2 separate regions of the Homo sapiens genome follow, and region 1 is linked to region 2. Evidence: read pairs that join two places in POLR2A ChIA-PET (ENCODE). Cell type or tissue: Panc1. All regions are shown on one strand. Links, peaks and the distances in the headings refer to the core of each region. The heading gives the core; the rest is flanking DNA.

Region 1 (5,910 bases), core at 275-5,274, 280 kb after region 2:
GACACAGGCTTCCTTTCAGACAGTCATTCTTAATGAACTTGATGATGATTCATATTTCCTCGTGGACACTGGTAACTAGCACAGCGAAAACCAATCTGAGGACCTTCGTCTACTCGCATTTTTTAATAATCCGAGTGTAAATTGAGGTTGGCTCATTTGGGAGGTTGTGCTTACTGTACTTTTTCTCAAGTAATCTTTTATTCAATCTATTTATTCAGTTCTTACTTACTGAAGTGTACATTACATCTGAGAGCCGAGGGTGATAGCGAAACTAGGACCCTACTCTCTGGGAGTGTTTTAATGCCCAGCACTTTGGAAGCACGTAACGAATGTGAGTTCTTATCTGTTACCAGGGTGCCAAACAGCTGTTCAGGAGCTGCGACGGGTGTCTAACTGCTCACTGAAGAGGTCAAAGAGAGCTTTGAGAAATGCTTGCCCTGACAGTGATGTTTGTTCTCTCAGTGCTACCGCTGATCGCCTTCATACCAGCCAATCGCATAGCTGAGAACTCAAGCAAGCACGAAATAGAAAAACCTCAATTTGAAGAGTTTTATATTGAAAATATCCAGGATTTCCTGATTATTTTACAGACAAGCTAACGAAATTCAGTAGATGACCTGCGTTTCATCGCTGCCAGATGATAAACATTTGGGAGCAGGGACCACTTGCTGAAAGGCATCTTGAGAGATATGCTCCCACTTCTCAGATCGGAAGACTAAGGCCCCAAAGCCTCCAGATCTAGCCTCTTAATCCAGGCTTCTTCTTAGCCACTGTGGTCTCACCCCGTTTATCAGGCAGTGGGATCTGTCTGCCCCACCCAACTCCAGAGCTTTTCCTTTTGTTTTGGAATTGCCCTTGAGTTCTGCGCTGCTCTTCTCCTCTTCCCCGTGGGTATGAAAACACCAAGGATGTCAACAGGAAAAGACAAGGATCTGTAAACAGAGAAGCGAGCAGGAAACAAGGCCCGCATTCATGGGAATAAACTCAGCAACCCTAGAACATTTGCCATTCATAACGGCAAATTTTAATCAGTGGTGCTGAGAAACTCTTCCCAAGCAAAAAAGGCTTGTGTCTCTCTGGGGTGGGCCTCTCTCCTTGCTCCAAATCTGGTCTTAGTTCCCAGTCTAAGGTAGCTAGGGGATCTTCACAGCACACTCCTTGAACAATATCACATTTATATAACCTTGCCCCTCCCTTGTTTGTGAGTCTGGCTATTTCTTTCCCTGTTAAAAGACAAAACCCCAACCTCGTCATAGAACACCCACCAAACAAGAGCAGGAATCCCTCTTTATCTGATGGGCTTGCCATGCAGAGCTGCGGACCCTGAGTTGCCTGGCAGATGGGAAGCAAGCCCATCCTGCCCTGTGGAGGGGAGGGGCGGAGGAGAGCCCACTGCCAGTCCACAGCGGCCACACTGGAGAGACCTGCAAATCCGGGCTGGCCGTGCAAATCCGGGCTCATTGTCAGGCTGGCAGCATTGGCCAGGCCTGAGTAAATCAAGTGAAACAGAAGACAGATGGATGTGACCAAGTTATTGCCAAGAGGAAACAGACAAGGTAATTTTAAAGAGATGAAAAATAAGCTTTTCTACTCTGCATAATCATGGAGATGGAAAAGGTTAGATTCTTGCTTACCTTTTCAGTGCATATCTGTGTTTTTATGCATATGATTTTTGTTGTGATTTTTTTCTTTTTGACCTCATATGTTGCACCTATCTGTCATGTCACTGCTACCACTTTGCTACTTTACCTGAATATGTGAAAACGGACCTCGATTTTGAAACTCTTCCGTGGCACATTTTTCTTTTATTTGAAAAGATGCGTTTGATTTAGAAAATACAAAGGCACTCTCCTACTTTCTTTGCACCTGGGCTAAATTGGACATAGGTATCAAAATTAGCTACCTCCTCACCTGTGAAAGAGACACTGATAACAGATTGAGGGTGGGATGGGCCGGCCGTGAGGACCTGTGGTGCAGGTCGGGGTTGTCCAGGCCAGGGCAGTGTGAGTCAGGGACAAGTATGTGTTCCAGCTTTTGTGCTTGTGTCACAGAGGTCAGAAATGACAAGCAGATAGGGAAATCTGTGGCTTTGGTTTAAAATAGAGCCCAGGTAGGCCGGGCACAGGGGCTCACACCTCTAATCCCAGCACTCTGGGAGGCCGAGGCGGGCGGATCACCTGAGGTTGGGAGTTCGAGACCGCCTGACCAACGTGGAGAAACCCCGTCTCTTCTAAAAATACAAAATTAGCTGGGCATGGTGGCCTATGCCTGTAATCCCAGCTACTCGGGAGGCTGAGGCAGGAGAATCACTTGAACCCGGGAGGCGGAGGTTGCGGTGAGCCGAGATCACGCCACTGTACTGCAGCCTGGGCAACAAGAGTGAAACTCCCTCTCAAAAAACAACAAAAAAAATAGAGCCCAGGTATTGTATTTTGAAATCAATTTATATATAATATGTGTGTTCCATGCATATGTGCACATGTGTGTTCATGCAGCCATAAATCAAACATCTCTGGAAAGACACACCAGAAGCTAGTTGCTGTTGTGGTGGGAATTTGTAGCCATGGGCCAGGGGTGAGAGGAAAACTTAATTACATTGTAAACACTTTCTTTTTAAAATTTTAGAATGTGCACTTGCATTTCCCATTAAAACTAAAACATATGATAATCATCTTAACTAAAGGATATATTCTTTACAAGCATAGGAAAAATCTCAAAGTAGTCCCATTAAGCAATTTCTTCCTTGGCATAAGGGGAATAAAATCCTAGTTGTCACCTCAGTTTGAAGGGAGGTTAAAGTGGGTTATCTTTCCTTTATGACTTTACTACAGAGATGTTGAAGGGCCAAGCATATGTTCCCAAGTAAGCAAGTGGCTCTTGAGTACCATGGGTTCGGGGGCTCCTGATAGCAGTGCTACGGCAAAGATGGTGAGAACTTTGGTGTTTGTGTTGGTTGGGCCTGGATGCCACCTTCCTGGCCCTGTCATTGGTTCACCCGTATTCTTAGAAAGATCTGAGCTGGAGTGGTGGAGATTGAGAAAATGAATGAATTGGAAGAAGATTCTGAAGAAGTAGGAGTGACTGAAGAATCTGTGAGCTCCTCTATTGACAGGGAAGAGCTCCCTTCCCTGTGGCCCCCAATACAAATGTGAAAACCAATCCCAGAAAAAAACAACAACAAAGATCACTAATAGCAGTAGAAAAAAATACATTGGGGGTGGGAAATATTATATTCTAATATTAGAAGTAGGAGACTAGTTAAGGAGCTCCTGCAGCACTTCGGCCAAAAAGGAGTGAGATGGTGAAGAAGCGGGCAGTTGCAGAAATGATAGGAGTGACACCGTGCTTTCCCTCCCCTGGAAGACAGGGATCAGGATGTCGCTGCAGGTCTACTTGAAGGTATCAGTAGAAATGGACAGACAGCATCTGTATTAGTCAGTTCTTACACTGCTACAAAGACATACTTGAGACTGGGTAATTTATAAAGGAAATAGGTTTAACTGACTCACAGATCTGCAGGCTGTACAGGAGGCTTGGCTGGGAGGCCTCAAGAAACTTACAATCATGGCTGAAGGGGAAGCCAGCACGTCTTACATGGCGGGAGGAGGAGGAAGAGAGAGAGCGGGAGGAGGGAAGAGAAAGAGCGAAAGGGGAAGTGCTACATACTTTCAAATGACCAGATCTTGTGAGAGCTCTATCACAGGAACGGCAAGGGGGACACCCACCCCAACCAGGCCTTTCCTCCAACACTAGGAATTACAATTCGACATGAGATTTGGGTGGGGACACAGAGCCAAACCATATCAACATCCAAGCCTATGTCAGATCAAGGCCTAGGGAACTCGTGCAAAGGCAGTATCAAATGCATCCAACTTCGCCAGGAGGAGGGAGCTAAAGGATCAGACCAGGTGGGATGGAGAGTGAAGGGAGAAAGTGCAAGTAGATGCCAGAGTGGCCTGATTTTGTGGGTCACTTGCAGCTGCTGGTGAGCATACTAGGAGCCCTGAAGGAGACACAGGGAACACATATATGGGGATGGATAGGAGTCTGGGATCACTCACTTTCAGGCTTACGGAGTAGCTGAGTGGGTGGAGGTGTAGTCAAGAGAGATAGAGAGTTCAGGACAAAGTTTTGGGGGAGAAAATGACGAGTTCAGTTTTAAACATTTTTTTTTTCAATTTTAATTTTTCATTTTTGTGGGTCCACAGTAGGCAAATATATTTATGGCATATATGAGATATTTTGATACAGGCATGCAATGCATAATAATCACATCCATGTAAATGGGGTTTCCATTACCTCAAGCATTTAGCATTTCTTTGTGTTACAAACATTCCAACTATACTCTTTCAACTACTTAAAGATGTACAATAAATTATCATTGACTGTAGTCACCCTGTTACGCTACCAAATACTAGATCTTATTCATTCTCTCTAACTTTATTTTTGTACCCGTTAACCATCCCCACTTTCCCCTGCCTCCGACTACCCTTCCTAGCCTCTGGTAACCATCCTTCTTCTATCTCCATGAGTTCAATTGTTTTAATTTTTATCTCCCACAAATGAGTGAGAACATGTGAAGTTTGTCTTTCTGTGCCTGGCTTATTTCACTTAATATAATGATCTCCAGTTCTATCCATGTTGTTGCAAATGACAGGAACTCTTTTTTCTTTTTTATGGCTGAATAGTTCTCCACCATGTATACATACCACATTTTCTTTATCCATTCATCTGTTGATGGACAGTTAGGTTGCTTTCAGATCTTGGCTATTGTGAATAGTGCTGCAATAAACATGGGAGTCAGACATTTCTCGGATATACTGATTCCCTTTCTTTTGGGCATATACCTAGCAGTGGGATTGCTGGATCTTGTGGTAATTCTATGTTTAGTCTTTTGAGGAGCCTCCAAACTCTTCTCCATAGTGGTTGTACTAACACACATTTCTACCAAAAGTGTACAAGGTTTCCTTTTTCTCCATATCCTCTCCAGCATTCATTATTGCTTATCTTTTGGATAGAAGCCATTTTAGCTGGGTGATTGATATCTCATTGCTGTTTTGATTTGCATTTCTGTTGATCAATGATGTAGAGCACCTTTTCATATACCTGTTGATTATTTGTATATCTTTTTTTTTTGTTTTTTCTGAGATAGAGTCTCATTCCGTCACCCAGGCTGGAGTGCAGTGGCATGATCTCGGCTCACTGCAACCTCTGCCTCCTGGGTTCAAGCAATTCTCCTTCCTTAGCCTCCCGAGTAGCTGGGATTACAGGCATGCGCCACCATGCCTGGATAACTTTTGTGTTTTTAGTAGAGATGGGGCTTCACCATGTTGATCAGGCCAGTCTCAAACTCCTGACCTCAAGTGATCCCCTCACCTCGGCCTCCCAAAGTGCTGGGATTACAGGCATGAGCCACTGCACCTGGCTTGTATATATTCTTTAAAGAAATGTCTATTCAGATATTTTGTCCATTTTTAAATTGAATAATTAGATTTTTTTCCTATTGAGTTGTGTGAGCTCCTTATATATTCTGGATATTAATCCCTTGTTAAATGGATAGCTTGCAAATACGTTCTCCCATTCTGTGGGTTGTCTCTTCACTTTGTTGTTTCCTTTGCTGTGCAGAAGCTTTTGAACTTGAAGTGATCCCATTTGTGTATTTTTGCTTTGGTTGCCTGTGCTTGTGGAGCATTACTCAAGAAATCTTTGCCCAGACCAATGTCCTGTAGAGTTTCCTCAATGTTTTCTTAAAGTGTTTTCATAATTTGAGGTCTTAAATTTAAGTGTTTACTCCATCTTGATTTGATTTTTGTATACGGTGAGAGATAAGAGTCTAGTTTCATTCTTCTGCATATGGATATCCAGTTTTCCCAGGACCATGTATTGAAGAGACAGTCCTTTTCCCAATGT
Region 2 (5,910 bases), core at 505-5,504:
GGGAAGCCAAGGCAGGAGAATCGTTTAAACCCAGGAGGTAGAGGCTGCAGCGAGCCAAGATCGTGCATCACTGCACTCCTGCCTGGGTGACAGAGCAAGACTCCGTCTCAAAAAAAAAAAAGAAAAAGAAAAAGAAAAGAAAAGTGTCTCGGCAGGGCACAGTGGCTCATGCCTGTAACCCCCTCAGCACTTTGGGAGGCTGAGGTGGGAGGATCGCTTGAGCCCAGAAGTTTCAGATCTTCCTCAGCTGATATAGCAAGACCCTTATGTCTATTAAAACCAAAATTAACCGGGGATGGTGGCACATGCCTGTGGTCCCAGCTACTCAGGAGGCACAGGCAAGAGGATTGCTTGATCCCAGCAGGTCCAGGCTGCAGTGAGCTGAAATCGTGCCACTGTACTCCAGCCTGGACAACAGAGCAAGACACTATCTTACACACACACACACACACACACACACACACAGCTTATCCAGTTCTACCTAATAAACGTAACAACAACGGCCAGGTGTGGTGGCCCAACTCAGCAATCCCAGCACTTTGGGAGGTAGAAACGGGAAGACTGCTTGGGCCCAGAAGTTTGAGACCAACCTGGGCAACACAGCAAGACCTCATCGCTATAAATAACAATGAACAACAATAATCATAATGAAGTAAAAACAAAACGCTAAAATTGACTTAGGGATGATAAAGCAATGCACAGGAACTGTCAGAGTCCTTGGGCAGTGGGGCAGCATAGGAACAAGGCAATGTGGGGAGGCAGGTCATCGCTACCACATGGCTGTGGCCTCTGGCAAATCTCTTTCAGCTTCAGGGTTCTCACCTAGAAAACAGCATTATTATCTGTACTTTGTACAGTGGTTGTGACTTAAGAGAGATACTTTACGTAAAAAACTTAGCAAAATGCCTAAAGAAGTTGTTCAATAAGATAACTGTAATAATGATAATCTTTTACAAATATTAAACACCTCCTCGAAATACCTAGTGTTCCTAAGTAGAAGGCATCAGCACCACTTTACAACAGACTAAGAATGTCAGTGGATAGACTAGATATTAAAGACCCCAAAATGCCAAATTTCTATATTTCAAATAATGCTACCTAGGTAAGTTATTTTTAACAGCTAAGCCAGTTAGAAAATCCTGCAACAGAAGATCAGTCCTTTCTTACAAAGCATTTGTTGACCGGGCACAGTGGCTCACACCTGTAATCCCAGGACAGCTGGCAGATCACTTGAGCCCAGGAGTTCGAGACCAGCCTGGGCAACATAGTGAAGCCTGGTCTCTACAAAAAAATACAAAAATTAGCCAAGCATGGGCCGGGCGCAGCGGCTCAAGCCTGTAATCCCAACACTTTGGGAGGCCGAGGCAGGGAGGTCACAAGATCAGGAGATCGAGACCACCCTGGCTAACACGGTGAAACCCCGTCTCTACTAAAAATACAAAAAATTAGCCAGGCGTGGTGGCGGGAGCCTGTAGTCCCAGCTACTCAGGAGGCTGAGGCAGGAGAATGGCATGAACCCGGGAGGCGGAGCTTGCAGTGAGCAGAGATCGCGCCGCTGCACTCCAGCCTGGGCGACAGAACGAGACTCTGTCTCAAAAAAAAAAAAAAGTAGCCAAGCATGGTGGCGCAGGCCTGTAGTCCCAGCTACTGGGGAGGCTGAGGTAGGAGGATTGCTTGGGCTGGGGAGGTCAAGGCTGCAGTGAGCTGAGATAGCCCCACTGCACTCCAGCCTCAGTGACAAAGTGAGACCTTGTCTCTTTAAAAAAAAAAAAACAGCATTTGTTTAACATTTTAAATAACAAAAACAAAGCTTTATCTCTCTCTCAAGTAGTATTTCTCTAAATAACTCTTATTCTCGAATAGTTCATATGTAAATTGACATTACAGCTATGTCAAATAGGTACCTATTATATTTAGTTAGTTATTTATTTTTATTTATCTTTTTTGAGATGGAGTCTTGCTCTGTCGCCCAGGGCTGTAGTGCAGTGGTGCTATCTTGGCTCACTGCAAGCTCCGCCTCCCAGGTTCATGCCATTCCCCTGCCTCAGCCTCCAGAGTAGCTGGGACTACAGGTGCCCCCCACCACGTCTGGCTAATTTTTTGTATTTTTAGTAGAGACGGGGTTTCACTGTGTTAGCCAGGATGGTCTCGATCTCCTGACCTCGTGATCCGCCCGCCTGGGCCTCCCAAAGTGCTGGGATTACAGGCGTAAGCCACCACACCTATCCAGGTACCTATTATTAATTTTAAAAAATACTGTTAAAAGAGTTTAAAGAAATGTAATATGTGGACAGACGTCTCTCAGTGTTTACAAAGAAAAAAATAACACAGCCTCCTAAAACAAACAAAAGATATATTATATCCCCTATAATGCTTCAACTAAGCCCAAACATTCCTTAACTTATGTTGGCTCATAAGAAAAGCACATTGTTTTACAAACACCACAAGTTTATAGACTCAACTGTGAGGAAAAATATCCATAACAATTCAAGCAGCTCCAAATCAGAGCTTCTAATTCATATTAACGATCTGATGGTTTTGCTGGCACATACCGGAGGGCAATTCAAAACATATAATCAAATGATCAGATGACCTTATATTGAATAAATTATTTCCAAATACTTTTTAAGAGCTGTTTGCATTCTGGACACCTCCCTTTCCGAATAAGTTTAAAGCCATGTCTCCAGTGCAGCTGAACATACCTATCTTGCCAGGAACCATAAATGTCATATCATAATGCACTGAATAGATGAGGACGATCTTGGTCAGCATACAATTCTACTGTTTAGTCAGGGGTATATAAAACGTCTTCTAGGCAAACTGCAATCCCATACTAACCAATGAACTTTTTGTTTATAATTATGATTCCTTTTATAAAAAGAGACCATCTTATTTTAAATTTAAAAACGGATGCTTAGGCTGGGCACAGTGGCTCACACCTGTAATCCCAACACTTTCGGAGGCCAAGGTGGGTGGATCACTTGAGTCCAGGAGTTCGAGACCAGCCTGGGCAACATGATGATACCTTGTCCTACAGAAAAGTACAAAAATTAGCTGGGCACGGTGGCACCTCCCTGTGGTCCCAGCTACTCGGGAGTCCGAGGTGGGAGGATCGCTTGAGCCCTAGAAGCGGAGGCTGCAGTGAGCCGAGATTGCACCACTGCACTCCAGCCTGGGTGACCAAGTGAGACCTTGTCTCAAATAAAATAGAAGTTTAAATCAATATTCTAAGGTCATTTATCCCTTTCATTTTATTTCAGAAATAGGTAAATGCAGAAATTCAATCTGTCACTAACAAAGTTACTTTGTACCATATATTTTTTGCGGAGTAAAATTACCAGTTCCAACTTTAAAGTTTCCGAAGGATGCTTTCCCCATCTTTAGCTCCTCCCTTCATCTAATACAGCTTAGTCATAACCACCAAAGCCAAATAATTTTTAAACCTAGATCCTTCCTTCCTTCCCTCCTTCCCACTTACTCATGTATTTATTTATTCAGACTCAGGGTTCTACTGTGTCATCCAGCAGTGGCGTGAACATGGCTCACTGCAGCCTCAACTCCTTGGCTGAAGCCATCCTCTGACCTTAGCCTCCTGAGCAGCTGGGATCACACAGGTGCCCGCACTACCACAGCTGTGTTTTTTTTTTTTTTTTTTTGGAGAGACAGGGTCTTGCCATGTTGTCCAGGCTGGTCTCAAACTCCAGGGCTCAGGCCTCATACCCACTTTAAAATCAACACATCTGTCCGGGTGCGGTGGCTCACGCCTGTAATCCCAGCACTTTAGGAGGCGAAAGCAGGAGGCTCACTTGACCCCAGGAGTCTGAGACCAGCCTGCGCAACACAGGGAGACTTCTCTCTTTCAAAAGAATTGTTTCGGCCAGGCGCGGTGGCTCACGTCTGTAATCCCAGCACTTTGGGAGGCCAAGGCAGGAGGATCACGAGGTCAGGAGATCAACACTATTCTGGCTAACACAGTGAAACCCTGTCTCTCCTAAAAATACAAAAAATTAGCCAGGTGTGGTGGCACGTGCCTGTAGTCCCAGCTACTCAGGAGGCTGAGGCAGGAGAATTGCTTGAACCTGGGAGGCGGAGGTTGCAGTCAGCCGAGATCATGACACTGCACTCCAGCCTGGGTTACAAACAAAAAAACACTAGTAAAATTCTAAATTCAAAGATTATAAAAATAAGTACCATTTTTTGTTTGTTTGTTTTTTGAGACAGAGTCTCGCTCTGTCACCCAGGCTGGAGTGCAGTGACACAATCTCGGCTCACTGCAACTTCTGCCTCCCAGGTTCAAATGATTCTCCTGCCTCAGCCTCCAGAGTAGCTGGGTCTACAGGCATGCATAACCACACCTGGCTAATTCTTTTGTATTTTTAGTAGAGACAGGGTTTCACCACGTTGGCCAGGCTGGTCTCGAATTCCTGACCTCAGGTGATCCGCCCGCCTCGGCCTCCCAAAGTGCTGGGATTACAGGCGTGAACCACCGCACCCAGCCTTCTTCCTCATTTCTTGTTAACAATTTTAACATAAACTGACAAACCTGATCACCGAAATACAACATTCAAAGGCTTTAGCAGAAAAAGACTGAATTGCAGTCAGTGAATCAAATTAGTAAAAATGTTTACTTTATCATCATTTTAATCCTGAAAGTGACATTAAGAGTTTTATCTTGTATTAAAACACAGTTTACCTCCCAACAGATTTTTTTTTCTTCTCCTTCCTTTCTGACTGAGAAGTTGAGCAGAGACAGATGCCCAACCCCAGCTTCCACCAGCTTCCTGCTGAAAATCAAGAGCAAGGCAGCCCACCAAGTGGCCCCGGCAGGATTCTGGCCATTCCCCACTACACATGGGTTGCCACTGACTGCTTCATTTGGACCCCAGGGTGAGCAACTCCCTCACGCTTGTCTTGAAACACACATGTAATAAGCGTTTAGTGTTAGTAATAGTGTGTTACTAAAATGAAGATTCAAGCTGACAGCAGGGGAGGTGGATTCCAAAAATCACAGTTAATTACCAAAGCCGCTAAGCCAAGTTATTCAAATGTCTTATTACCAAGGTATAGCCATAAAACTTACTGCTCCAGGCTATAATACCTTCAAACTCTTCAAGTTTTAAAGACACATTATACATAGGATTCTGCCAACTGGAGGCTATCTACCAACTTGTGAGTTGTTTCATCATGAAGGAGGCAAATGGTAGGTCACGAGACTCTGGGTCTCATTGAGAAGTATAAAAACTTACCAAGCAGTGAAGGGTATTGGAGAGAGAAAAACAGGATTTTAAAATGAAGATTCCAAACCACTGCCTACCAATCTGGCACGGCAAGTCGGGCAAATACACACTCAACGACAGTCACTGGGGTCGGAGTAAAAAGAAATGGATTTAAATTAAAGATGGAAAGACTTAAATCAGACTTAAAGAAAAGCCTCTTGATGTAAATTGCTAAGCACCTACGGGAGATAACCAAATCTACCTGTTACCACTAATCTATCAACTAACAAGACAAAGCCTCCAGCTAGGCGTTACTGTGCTGATATATATTAGGAAATAAGTACCCAAGGCATAGAAAAATCGCTGACACAGAGAACCAAGCCATAATGTAATATTAATAAAAGTAAACATTTGACCCTTTACCACCTCTAACACGTGGCACCACCAGGAATATTCATCCATGCCTCACCATTCAGGGAAGGTAAGTGAGCTCACTCAGGAAGTGCCACCGTCTTCCAGGTCACTGGTAAGGACAAACTGCCTGCTGCGTCTACCTTCATTCAACAGACCTCGACCGAATCGCATCCCAAAGCCGGCTATGTGCTTGGAACTTACTGAGCAGCTATGGAGTTTGGCTTTCAGGAACTCTGGGTCCAGTCCTTAAAACCAAAAGTGCAATACAGGGCGATGAGAA

The links. ChIA-PET counts read pairs that join two places held together with the same protein. Peaks named below come from ENCODE experiments on the same cell type or tissue, not always from the same donor. Only the 100,000 strongest peaks of a DNase experiment are listed, where the experiment ranks them.
Region 1: POLR2A ChIA-PET joins it to region 2 with 6 read pairs; 2 of 35 experiments call an interaction of 5 or more read pairs at or near these places.

Annotation. Positions count from the first base shown.
Region 1 is chr18:3,282,704-3,288,613 of GRCh38, forward strand. No RefSeq gene overlaps it. Among named protein-coding and RNA genes, the nearest start is that of MYL12-AS1, 23 kb to the left of the region's middle. In Panc1, for the core only: no CTCF peak of the experiment used is centred there; no DNase peak of the experiment used is centred there; H3K4me3 peaks cover 2,577 bases; H3K27ac peaks cover 4,548 bases.
Region 2 is chr18:3,005,243-3,011,152 of GRCh38, forward strand. All of the region lies in intron 1 of LPIN2 (lipin 2), which reads right to left. Among named protein-coding and RNA genes, the nearest start is that of LPIN2, 4.9 kb to the right of the region's middle. In Panc1, for the core only: no CTCF peak of the experiment used is centred there; a DNase peak (open chromatin) is centred at 3,449; H3K4me3 peaks cover 229 bases; H3K27ac peaks cover 847 bases.